Linked DNA regions of Homo sapiens: region 2 is linked to region 1. A link is a contact called in ENCODE Hi-C data. All regions are on one chromosome and are shown on one strand. The core of a region is the stretch at or near the end of the contact, and the rest is flanking DNA. Distances in the headings are between cores, read along the strand shown.

The links. Hi-C counts contacts between places; a loop is a spot of excess contacts on that map. Pooled maps may share reads with other maps.
Region 2: a loop to region 1 is called in a map with no recorded cell type, with 7 times the contacts of the local background. The contact joins the enhancer-like site here to the promoter of FIRRE in region 1. A Hi-C loop is called at or near these places in 2 of 37 single-sample maps with no recorded cell type and 9 of 50 pooled maps.

The regions. Positions count from the first base shown.
Region 1 is chrX:131,827,884-131,833,624 of GRCh38, reverse strand. FIRRE (firre intergenic repeating RNA element) reads left to right here and starts at 2,982. Exons shown (of 10, transcript NR_152876.1): 1 at 2,982-3,333.
Region 2 is chrX:131,985,302-131,991,042 of GRCh38, reverse strand. No RefSeq gene overlaps it. Among named protein-coding and RNA genes, the nearest start is that of STK26, 35 kb to the left of the region's middle. RefSeq lists an enhancer at 5,108-5,402. Within about 2 kb of position 3,627, at least 7 of the 41 ENCODE cell types and tissues checked have a DNase peak (open chromatin) inside an H3K27ac peak, as active enhancers do.

The sequences.
Region 1 (5,741 bases), core at 1,733-4,232:
ATAATAAGTTTACATTCATATGGGATTTATTCATATATCATGATTTGGATAATATTTTCACTTCTATTTCCTTGGCAATTTGTCATTACGAAAAATTTGCAAGACCTAATTTTTAGGAAATAAATAAATTTAAAGGGAAACATTAAGAAAAGATTATAGATGAATATAAAAATATGTCAATGCATTCACCTTGAACCTTTGATGGAGTACGTGTTTGGGTCACAGTCACAGTGCTAAAGAGATGAGGACACAGACTTTATTTATACAGTAATGCAATCTGTTGTTAATTTTTTTTAGTAATAAAATAAGATTAGGCCAGGTGCAGTGGCTCATGCCTATAATCCCAGCACTTTGGGAGGCTGAATTGGGAAGATCGCTTGAGCCTACAAGTTAGAGATCAGTCTGGGTAACATAAGGAGACCCCTTCTCTACAAAAAAATATAAAAAAGAAAAAAATAGCTGGGTGTGGTGGTGTGTGCCTGTGGTCCTAGCTACTCCAGAGGCTGAGGTGGGAGGATTGCTTGAGCCTGGAGGTCAAGGCTACAGTGAGCCATGATTGCATAGACTTGCCAGACCCAGTCTCTAAAAATATAATAATAAATAAATAAAATAAGATGAAATTTTAGATTTAATTGTAGGTTAAAATTTTGAGAAGGAAGGAATATCCTATATTTTCTGATGCACGCATGTTATACTTGTGATTCAATATTTGTTTTAGAGTATACACATGTTAGCATAATAAAGATTAGAAGCTCTTCAAATCATGATACCTGAGAGGAGACATCATAGGAATTAAATTTCCAGTTGTTAAATAAGTGTTTTATGAAGTGAACATGTCTTCAGAGACCATATTGTTATTGAATGTAGCAATCAAGAAGCTCTTGGTTAATGTTTCATTTACTAAAAATTCAGGTCTTGCAAATTTTTCATGATAATGACAAACTGCCCAGGAAACAGAAGTGAAAGTATACTCCAAACCATAACATACAAATAAACCTCATTTTAATGTAAACTTACTATTGTGTATGACACGAAATATAAATGTTTATGTGTATATATTGAAATGAGTGCATGAGTATATGAGTTTGCATGTGTATGTTGAAACTGTGAAAGGAAAATAAATCTCAGGGCCCCAAAATCACTAAGCCAAAGGGAAACGTCAAGCTGGGAACTGCGTCAGGCAAACCTGCCTCCCATTTTATTCCTAAATAAGATGGCTACAATGATTGAACAAAGCAAAAACAAAAAGCTACATATCTCCCTCACAATTTGCCCACTAGGAAATTCCTTGTGAGCCCCAAGATTTTTACCCTGAAACAGTTCTGTTGAATTTCACCCTGACAATGTAAATTTTGGCTTATCCTCACAGGTATGGAACAAAAGACAGAACTCAAAGTCTTCCCTCCGCTCACTTGAGACAAATGCATGTCTGATTGCTTCCTCTGCCCTGTGTTTATTTTATCCTATGTAAAAAATGCAGATTCACTGAGCTAGATGAATGTGTACGTGACTATTCCTCTACCCTCATCTCGCCTATGAAGGGCTGATCAAAGACTCAAAAGAATGCTACCCTTTGCCTCTTATCTACCCACATCTTTTCAAAATTTCTTCCCCTTTCCCCAGTATCTGCCCTTTCCCCTTTAAATATTGAAGCCCTCAAAATCATCTTTGAAGAAAGGCATGGACCTATCTCCCAGGCATGCGTGTACTTAAACTTGCAAAATAAATTTCTGAAACTATTGAGACCTGTCTCAGACACTTTTTAGTTCACAAAACATAATCCAGATGTTTATCAGTATTACTAATAGGTACTGTTTATGACAGTGCTTTACTCTTGGTCAGCACATGGTTCTTTTCTGAATCCTTTGCAAATCCTTTGCAAGCACCATGTCTTAATTACGTAAGATAAAATACCATAAGATTGACCCCTAAGTGATAAGCATATACACACTAAAGTCACAGGAAACCATTGACAGTCATATAAGAACATAGGAACATGCCTGTGTTCCGATTTTAAATTATTTTGACTATGAGACTGTATCAGTCTCCTCTGACTGGAATTTATACATATTTGAGTTTGTGTACCCTTCCAAATGGGCACTGTATAGCACGCAGTCTTGAGAACCATCTAGACACTTAGCTTAGGGTTCCAGACAACTGCTTCTCCCTCAACACACAGGCCTAGTGCCTAGGCCAGAAATTGAGTAGGACTCCCGGGAAACCTGGGAAGTGAGTCAGGCAAGAACAACATGGATTTGCTCTTCTCCAAGCCCTTAGATGCAACCATTTGCTTTTCCCTCTAGGCCTGGATCCCTGAGGTTTGACCCCTGATACACCAAGACAATTTAGTACCATGAGAAAAAGTTAGGTGAAGAAAAAGCAGAACTGTGAAGACTAGGTAAGTGGAAATTGAGTTCTTGAACTGAAAAGACCCCTGATGAGAGTGTAGGTTTAGGCGCCAGTTTGATTTCAGATGAAAAACCAAAAGCAAAATCACAATAGTATGAGCGAGTTTCTCAAGTCAGCCATATTTCCTGGTGCCTTAATCTGTTGGTCACATTTTTTTTTCATACCAGACGGGCGGGAGAAGAGGGCTTGGGGGCAGTATTGGATAGAATTCCAGGAGCAACACTGCCATCGTGAGGAAATTTCTGGAAAAAGCCCCATCCCTTAGAGGGCTTATATTGGAAAGTTCCATTCTGTTAGAGGCTGAGCAGGCTCGGACCATGAGCTGGATCTTAGTTCCACCTCCTGAGGCCTACCTGAAGCTCTGGACAGAGTGAGGTCCAGGTGTAGGAACTGGCCCGTGGGGAGGGAAGACTAAGTCGGCCTCTGGCAGGAAGTCCAGGCCCAGGAAGTTGTAGGGTGGGGTCTTGGTATTCTCCCAGTATGGGCGGGACTGGAGGAAGCCACCAACCAACGAAGTACTGGGCCTGTGGGTATTCGTCTCTCTCCCCGCCCCTGAGAGTCTGGGAAAGGCTGACACGTGGTGCCTTCAGGCTCTGGGGCCTAGGACCTTTGTGGTAGCAGAGTCACTGCAGAGAACCAGACAATACCAGGTTGCTTATAAAAGGATGCCATGTGCTTGCTGGAGGTCCCAGGTGCAACCAAATTGCTTGCAGCTAGGAGGACCTTGAAGAGAAATGGGATCAGCCCGCCAAACCAAGAAGGGTTAGCACTTTTGCTAGGAGAGCTGACCACGCACAAACAGATGAGAACCAAAACCGAGTGAAGAGGATTGAAGATGAACCCACATTTTAAAAGTTCTTGTCTGCTGGAGGTGGCATTACCTGTGACCTCGCTTCACTTCTCCATACATGGCTGTTATAGCAGGTACATTGTAAAGAAGCATGATTATTTCTAGAAATGCAAAAACATGTGGCAAGATTTTAAAACCTGTCATTATTCTAAAGAATACTTAATGAGATTTGAAGAGCATTCAAGTTACAAATGAGGAAAACTTGTTTTAGCATTCAAAGTACAAGAGAATTTGAACATTTTTTAAGTGTATATTATTTGTGCAAAGTGAAGATATAAGAATGTATGGCAAGGATATTTTTAAGTGGCTATTTCTTGTTGTGATTGAAGTACCGTTTACTTTCTACTTATAATTTCTTAAAATCTAAACGGTGCCAACAGTGGGTGTAACTTTTGTAATTTCTTGAAATAGAAAGGTCTTCTAGAGTAAGATACAAAAAAAATCCAAGCACTCAAATATACATTGTCATTCATGTATGCAAATGGTATAAGGTGGTGTTGAAGAATTTGTGCAAAACTGTATCCAGTTTGCATTCAATTGTCTTTAAAGAAAAGGATAGTCCATGCTCCCAGAGGCTGAATAAAAATAAATAAATAAAGAGAAGTAAATATATATATAATAGGTGCAATCATTTTCTTTTCCCTCTAGGCCTGTAACCAGGTAACTTGGACCTATCTATCTAATGCTTATACATATATATGCATTATGCATATCATGCATAATCATGGTCAGTGTTAGAGTGAGTATGCGTTTCAACTTTATAGATTTTACATAAAATTTTAAGATAAAATTTTGGTATAAGTTTTGAAAAATATAAACAAAAGAAACCCTAATGTTCTGAGGCATAAGCACATAGTGCCTGTTCCAATGTTAGCATGTATATATATATATATATATAGTCAGCATACTAATGATTAGGTAAGGCAGGTATCAAAATTAAGATACTTGAGTGGTGGCATTATAGGTATTATGTCCTGTGTATAAATTTTTTAAAAATTGAGAACCTAACATTCTTTAATGAATTAGTCAATCAAGAAGCTCATTGCAAATATTTTATTATCTAAAATCCAGGTCTTGCAAATATTTCATGACAATTTCAGTTACCCAGGAATGAGCAGTGAAAAGTTTGCATCTAAAACATGATGCATATATAAATTTAATTTAAATATGCTTATTGTAGTGTATTACCGTAAATATAGACCTCTGTGCATGTTGAAATAATGGGAGTAAATATGCAAAAGGCTATTAGTGTTTAATACAAGATTTTATGACAGTGCTTTTGTTCTTGATCAGCACATGGTTATTTTCTAAATTCTTTACAAGCACCATGTCTTAATTACTTATGAGGAAACACCATAAGACTGATTCCTAAGCTTAAGCAGTGGCACACACATATATAATAAAGCCATAGGAAGCCATTAAAAGTCAAATAATGATGTGCATGGGAACTTGCTTGTGTTTTAATGTTGAATGATGGAACCATAAGACAAAATCATGTTCCTTTCTACTGGAATTTTGTAAGTTTGGAGTGTGTGTGTCACCCCAAGAGGGATATTGTATGGAATTCAGCCTTGAGATCTATCTGGACCCTCCTATTAGGGTTCTGACATGGCTGCCCCCAACTCAATACACAAGACCTAGTGCCCAGGTCAGAAAATGGAGGACTCCCAGGGAACCTGGCAGTGAAACAAGTCACATGGCCTGGTGCCTAGATTTGTTCTTCTCTAGGCTGTTATTTCCATTATTTTCTTCACTTTCTTAGCCCTAGGTCCCTAAGAATTTCCCACTGAAGCAGATAACTTGGGAAATTGTTGGGGATCAAGGTTGAATGAAGAAGAGCAGACCTACAAAGCTATGGTAGAGTGGAAATGGGCATTTTTTTGTTTTTTTAAATTTTATTATTATTATACTTTAAGTTTTAGGGTACATGTGCACAATGAGCAGGTTAGTTACATATGTATACATGTGCCATGCTGGTGTGCTGCACCCATTAACTCGTCATTTAGCATTAGGTATATCTCCTAATGCTATCGGAAATGGGATTCTTTAAACAAAGTATGGCTGATGAAACTGGGTGGTATAGGCTTCAGTCTGAGTTCAGAGGGAAACCAGGAGCAAAAGTAAATTCGAAAGAGCAGATTTTCCCCAAACAGGGCCAATAGCAAGGCAGCTTTGTTTCCTGTCTCCTTTGTCTTGGTAGCTTTTTTCAGATTGAATGGGTGAGAGGAGAAGGGCTCTGGGGGTGGGGTGCCCAGGCAAGGCTAATCAGCTTTTCCAGAGCAATACTGCCATCAAGAGGATGTAGTTTGACAAAACACAAACCCAAAGTTGTTAGAGCCCCCCCAAGTTTTAGCAACTGAGAAATGTTGGGCCTTTTGTGAGGTTGAGTGGACCCTAGCCCTAAGTAGGTCCCCTTCACTTTAAATCTGAAGCCTTCCAGGAGCTCTGGACAAAGGCAGGATCCTGGGGGAGAAGCTGATAA
Region 2 (5,741 bases), core at 2,378-4,877, 160 kb before region 1:
TCATTCTCCCCGTCACTTTCACATACACCAATCAAATGTAGATTTGGTCTTTTCACATAATCCCATATTTCTTGGAGGCTTTGTTCATTTCTTTTTACTCTTTTTTCTCTTATCGTGTCCTCTTGCTTTATTTCATTAATTTGATCTTCAATCACTGATATCCTTTCTTCCACTTGATCGAATCAGCTATTGAAGCTTGCACATGCATCACGAAGTACTTGTGCCACGGTTTTCAGCTCCATCAGGTCATTTAAGGTTTTCTCTATACTGGTTATTCTAGTTAGCCATTTGTCTAACCTTTTTTCAAGGTTTTTAGCTTCCATGCAATGGGTTAGAACATGCTCCTTTAGCTCAGAGAAGTTCGTAGTTCAATATTACCAACCTTCTGAAGCCTACTTCTGTCAGCTCGTCAAAGTCATTCTCCATCCAGCTTTGTTCCATTACTGGTGAGGAGCTGTGATCCTTTGGAGGAGAAAAGGCACTCTGGTTTTTAGAATTTTCAGCTTTTCTGCTCTGGTTTCTCCCCATCTTTGTGGTTTTATCTACGTTTGGTCTTTGATATTGGTGACCTACAGATGGGGTTTTGGTGTGGATGTCCTTTTTTTTTGATGTTGATGCTATTCCTTTCTGTTTGTTCGTTGTCCTTCTGACAGTCAGGTCCCTCAGCTGCAGGTCTGTTGGAGTTTGCTGGAGGTCCACTCCAGACTGTGTTTGCCTGGGTATCACCAGCGGAGGCTGCAAAACAGCAAATATTGCAGAACAGCAAATATTGCTGCCTGATCCTCCCTCTGTAAGCTTCGTCCCAGAGGGGCATCCACCTGTATGAGGTGTCTGTCGGCCCCTACTGGGAGATGTCTTCCAGTTAGGCTACATGGGGGTCACAGACCTACTTGAGGAGGCAGTTTGTCCATTCTCAGAGCTCAAACGCCATGCTGTGAGAACCACTGCTCTCTTCAGAGCTGTCAGACAGGGACGTTTAAGTCTGCAGAGGTTTCTGCTGCCTTTTGTTCAGCTATGCCCTGCCCACAGAGGTAGAGTCTATAGAGGCAGTAGGCCTTGCTGAGCTGTGGTGGTCTCCACTCAGTTCAAGCTTCCTGGCAGCTTTGTTTACCTACTCAAGCCTCAGCAATGGCGGACATGCCTCCCTCCACCAGGCTGCAGCCTTGCAGGTGGATCTCAGCCTAGCAGTGAGCAAGGCTCCATGGGCGTAGGACCTGCCGAGCCAGGCACAGGAGGGAATCTCCTGGTCTGCCAGTTGCTAAGACTGTGGGCAAAGTGCGGTATTTGGGTGGGAGTATGCCATTTTTCCAGGTACAGTCTGTCACGGCTTCCCTTGTTTAGGGAAGGGATATCCCCTCACTGCTTGCACTTCCTGAGTGAGGTGATGCCCCTCCCTGCTTCAGTTCACCTCTGTGGGCTGCACCCACTGTACAACCAGTCCCAATGAGATGAACCAGGTACCTCAGTTGGAAATGCAGAAATCACCTGTCTTTTGCATCGATTACGCTGTGAGCTGCAGATTGGAGCTGTTCCTATTCAGCCATCTTGGAACAGAGCCACCTCTTGCTCTTAAATTGTCAGTTAGGTGGTACAGAGATCTCGTAGCTAAATCAAGAGTGGGATGAGGTAGTGAAGTTAATCCCCAGTTGGTGCATTATAAATAATTAATTGAGGCATTTTAAGAAAACTAACAGAGCCTACAAGCTATGATAGGAGAATGTAGGCTGGGGGAAAGAGAATGGCTGAAGAGCTAAGAAAGGACCAGCGTGGCACATGTATACATATGTAACTAACCTGCACCATGTGCACATGTACCCTAAAACTTAAAGTATAATAATAAAAGAAAAAAGAAAAAAAGAAAAAAAGGAATATCTAAAGCAGAGGAACCTAGATACACAGTAGTGGATAACACTGGGCAAAACTTCCTAAAATAGAAAAGTAGTCTAGGCACAGTGGCTCACTCCTGTAATCCAAACACTCTAGGCAACCAAGGTGGGGGGATTGCTTGAGTCCAGGAGTTTGAGACTAGCCTGGGCAACATACGGAGACCCTGACTGTACAATTTTTTTTAATTAGGCAGGCTTGGTAGCATGCACTTGTGGTCCCATCTACTTGGAGGTGGAGGCAGGAAGATTGATTGAGCCCGGGAGGTTGAGACTGCAGTGAGCCATGATCATGCCACTACACTCCAGCCTGTGCAACAGAATGAGACCATCTCAAAAAAAGAAAAGTATAAGATATATAGGAAAGTTCATAGAGAGAACAAGACCTGTGTCATAGGGTGGGACAGGAAGGTGAAAAGAAGCAAAATTCCTGGAGTAGAGTAGTCAGAACGCATCAGTTGTGTTGGTGATGAAGGTGCAGACCGCATAGGCAGAAATGAGTTCTCCTAGAAACAAATGTCTTCCACCTAAGTTTCAAACAAAAACAGAACCTTATGTTTCCAGCAACCAGCATGAGACCCAAAGACAATAGCTCCACCCTGGACTAGAGGGTGGAAGTAAAGTAAACCAACCAGAATCCCAATCACTCTAAGGCCTATGATTAAAAAGGAGTGCCAGAAGATAGATCCCAGATAGGTTCCACCCAGAGCTTATCTCTGTGCAAAGTGAGTCATGTGACCTGTATTTGGGAGAAACTGTATAGCTACATAGCTTGGAATTTCTTTATATTGCAGAAAAATTTAGTTATAAATCCAAATTACTTGTTAAGCTGGTCCTCAGCTGACAAGGTGAAAGGAGAAGAATGCTACTGAAAAATCCAGACAAAGTAGTAAATAAAGGGAACCTCCAAGTGTGAGTAAAGAGATCTCGATTTCCCATCGCACATGACATATTAAGAACCAGTGATATACCAAAAGGGAGAAACCATTCCTTAGGGTCTAAATTCCCAAACTTAGATTGTATCTTTTATAGCCTTGTGAAAACACATATTTTGATTGAACTAAGATTTTGTTACCTGGAAGGAATTTAACACTTTCTCAGATTCATTAGTTTTGTCGTCATTTATTCAACAAATATTGAGGGTCTGGCACTGTGTTAGGGGACACATATATATATATATATATAAAACCTAATCCTTACCCTCAAGAAGCTCGCAGTTTAGCTGAGCCCATGGCCTTAGATGAGGATGGTATAGAAATATTTGTCTTGTAAGGCAGTGTAGATGCAATGAGGTAAGATGATAGAGAGAGATAGAATTTGCTGGGGGCTCAGAAAAGTTCAGAGCCTGGAGCTCTGTGGGGGATGACAATTTAACAACTTAGGCACTTGGGGAAGTGGGAGAAAGATGGCAAGAGAAGGGTTAGGGTGGGAAAACAGTTGATTCTGTGGATTAAAATACAGATAACAAAGTGTCTGAGGAGGAGAGAGGAAGAAACTAACACTGCAGGAATCTAAGTTTTCTAAGTTTCTAGTGGATAGAATGTCTGCCATCTTAATATAAGCCTTTCGGGTGTTTATGTATGAGAGAGAGAGACAAGAGAGAGGGAGACAGAGGGAAACAGAGACTGACAGCAAGCACTTGAGGCTCTGTCGACCCTTTTTAACGATTGGTAACAGGGTGGAGACTGTAACCACTAAAACAAAAGCAACTAGATCAGTGAGCCTAAATTGAACTTTAAAAAAGAGGAAGTGAGGAAAGTTTGTTTGTGAACGCTTGTGGCAGGAAATCCTGTGACTAACCTTATTTCACACATCTCAGATTATTCAAAAGAATCTTAACTTTCTCAAGAACAGTAACTTACAAAATTACGGATAGGTAGGAAGAATAAGTTCTAGTGTTCTATAACACTTTAGGGTGAATATGGCTAACAATAATTTATTGTATATGTTCAAAGAGCTAAAAAGAGAGGATTTTGAATGTTCCCAACACAAAGAATTGATAAATGTTAGAGGTGATGAATATGCTAATTACCCTCATTTGATCATTACACATTATATACAGTATTAAAAAATCACTCTGTAGCCTATAAATATTATACACATTTATATGAGTTATATAACATATACAATATACCATAATATATAATATAACACATAATTGTATATATTATTATACATACTTATATATATTTTCATGTAATAATAATTATATTATTGCATGTTGACAAAAAATGAAAGGAAGAAAGAAACTTGGTAACCTAAAATGGAAGGAGGTGTCTCAGAAGCACTGGTATCTGGGAAAAGTTGACACCTTCGCTAAATAAACTAATCCAATTTGAGTTGTCTTTTACTGTGTGAAGGGATGCTTTAGGGAACATGCCCTCCTGGTATTTCTAATAAAGACAATAATGCAGCATTAACAAATAGGATTTGAGAGTATTGAATAAAAATGCCAACATATTGGAAACAAACGAAATCAAAGGCTATTCTCCGTTTACTTGTAGAAATGTTTCTACAGGGCTGAAGGAAACCATTTTATATGAGCTATCATCATTTGAAATGGCACTGATGAAAGTCTGGACTATGGTGAGGACTGCAGGAGGCTGAAGAGTTGGTGAGGAAGGGAGAGGATGATAGTCAGGATCAGGCAATTACAAAACAACAAGCATCCAGGCAAGTGATAACATATACTCCTGGAAAGGCACAATAATGGAAGAAGCCCCTCTCCTGGGCTCTGCTGGCCCATTAACAGGGAGGGTTAGGGTTCCAATCACCTGAAGCTCTAATTTCCAGCTGAAGGTGCAAGTGTAGCAAGAAGAGGGTCTCAGACTTATCTTTCATTGACCATGGGTGAAAATGTACCTCAGGCAAATACACAAGTTCTTTGCTTTTTATATTCTGGAAGTATTTATAAAGCATGCTCAGTTTTCTGAAGACAGTAAAAGAAGAAAATGTGAAAAGTGTTTCTAATGTATGTGGAGGGCTAGCATGGTTCAGGCCAGCTGATTGGATTTCCTAAATTGCCACCTATCAAGCAGGACACTCATTACAATACATCACATCACTGCTCTCCTTGATGGAGTCAACAGGACTCTCACCAAGAGGCTAGCCTCCATTTTAAATGGAATCATACATCCAGAGGTGCGCAAACCACATCAATACTCATCTTACTGCCTCTAGTTGGTACCACGTGTCTCTGTGGGGATGTGCTGTGGGGCTGCATGTCTCCACAGGCAGCTGAGCCTCAGAAAAGGCTGGAATCCTGTTTACAAGCCCGACTTGTCATTTCACTCATGGACTGATGAGGGCAGGGCTCTTTCTGTCCTGTCTGAAATCATTTGGGGGAACCTGCTGTGTTGAAAGAGCTCAAACAAAAAGCAAGATGAGTAAATAAGTCACATATTTGCAGGAACATGCTGGAATCCAGGCCTCCAGCTGACAAAGACAGACTGGTGGTGACCTCTCGGGTCTCTCTGCCTCCTTATCAGGCTCACACAGGCCAGCCACCAGATCTGAGGGGTCAGCTCAAGGTTGGAGACCCCAGCAGCCTGAAACAAGTACCCCTAGGTGGACTAGAGAGCAGGGACTAGAGACTGGGGCTGGAATTACATCTGTACCTGGTTCAGGCAAGGTTCAGGAATCTGAGACTAGAGCCAGACAGAAGCCAAGACATGGGGGAGGGGGCCAGTCCAGTCCAAGGGAATACTGTGAACAAAGGCAAAGAGGCAGGAAGGAAAGAAGCACTTCTCAGGAGTAAGGAGGATCTGTTGTCAATGCCCAGGAAAATAGGAGGAGATAGAAACCTGATGACCGAGGAATCAAGCGTCAAGACCCAGGAGAACACCTTGAAAATTGTCC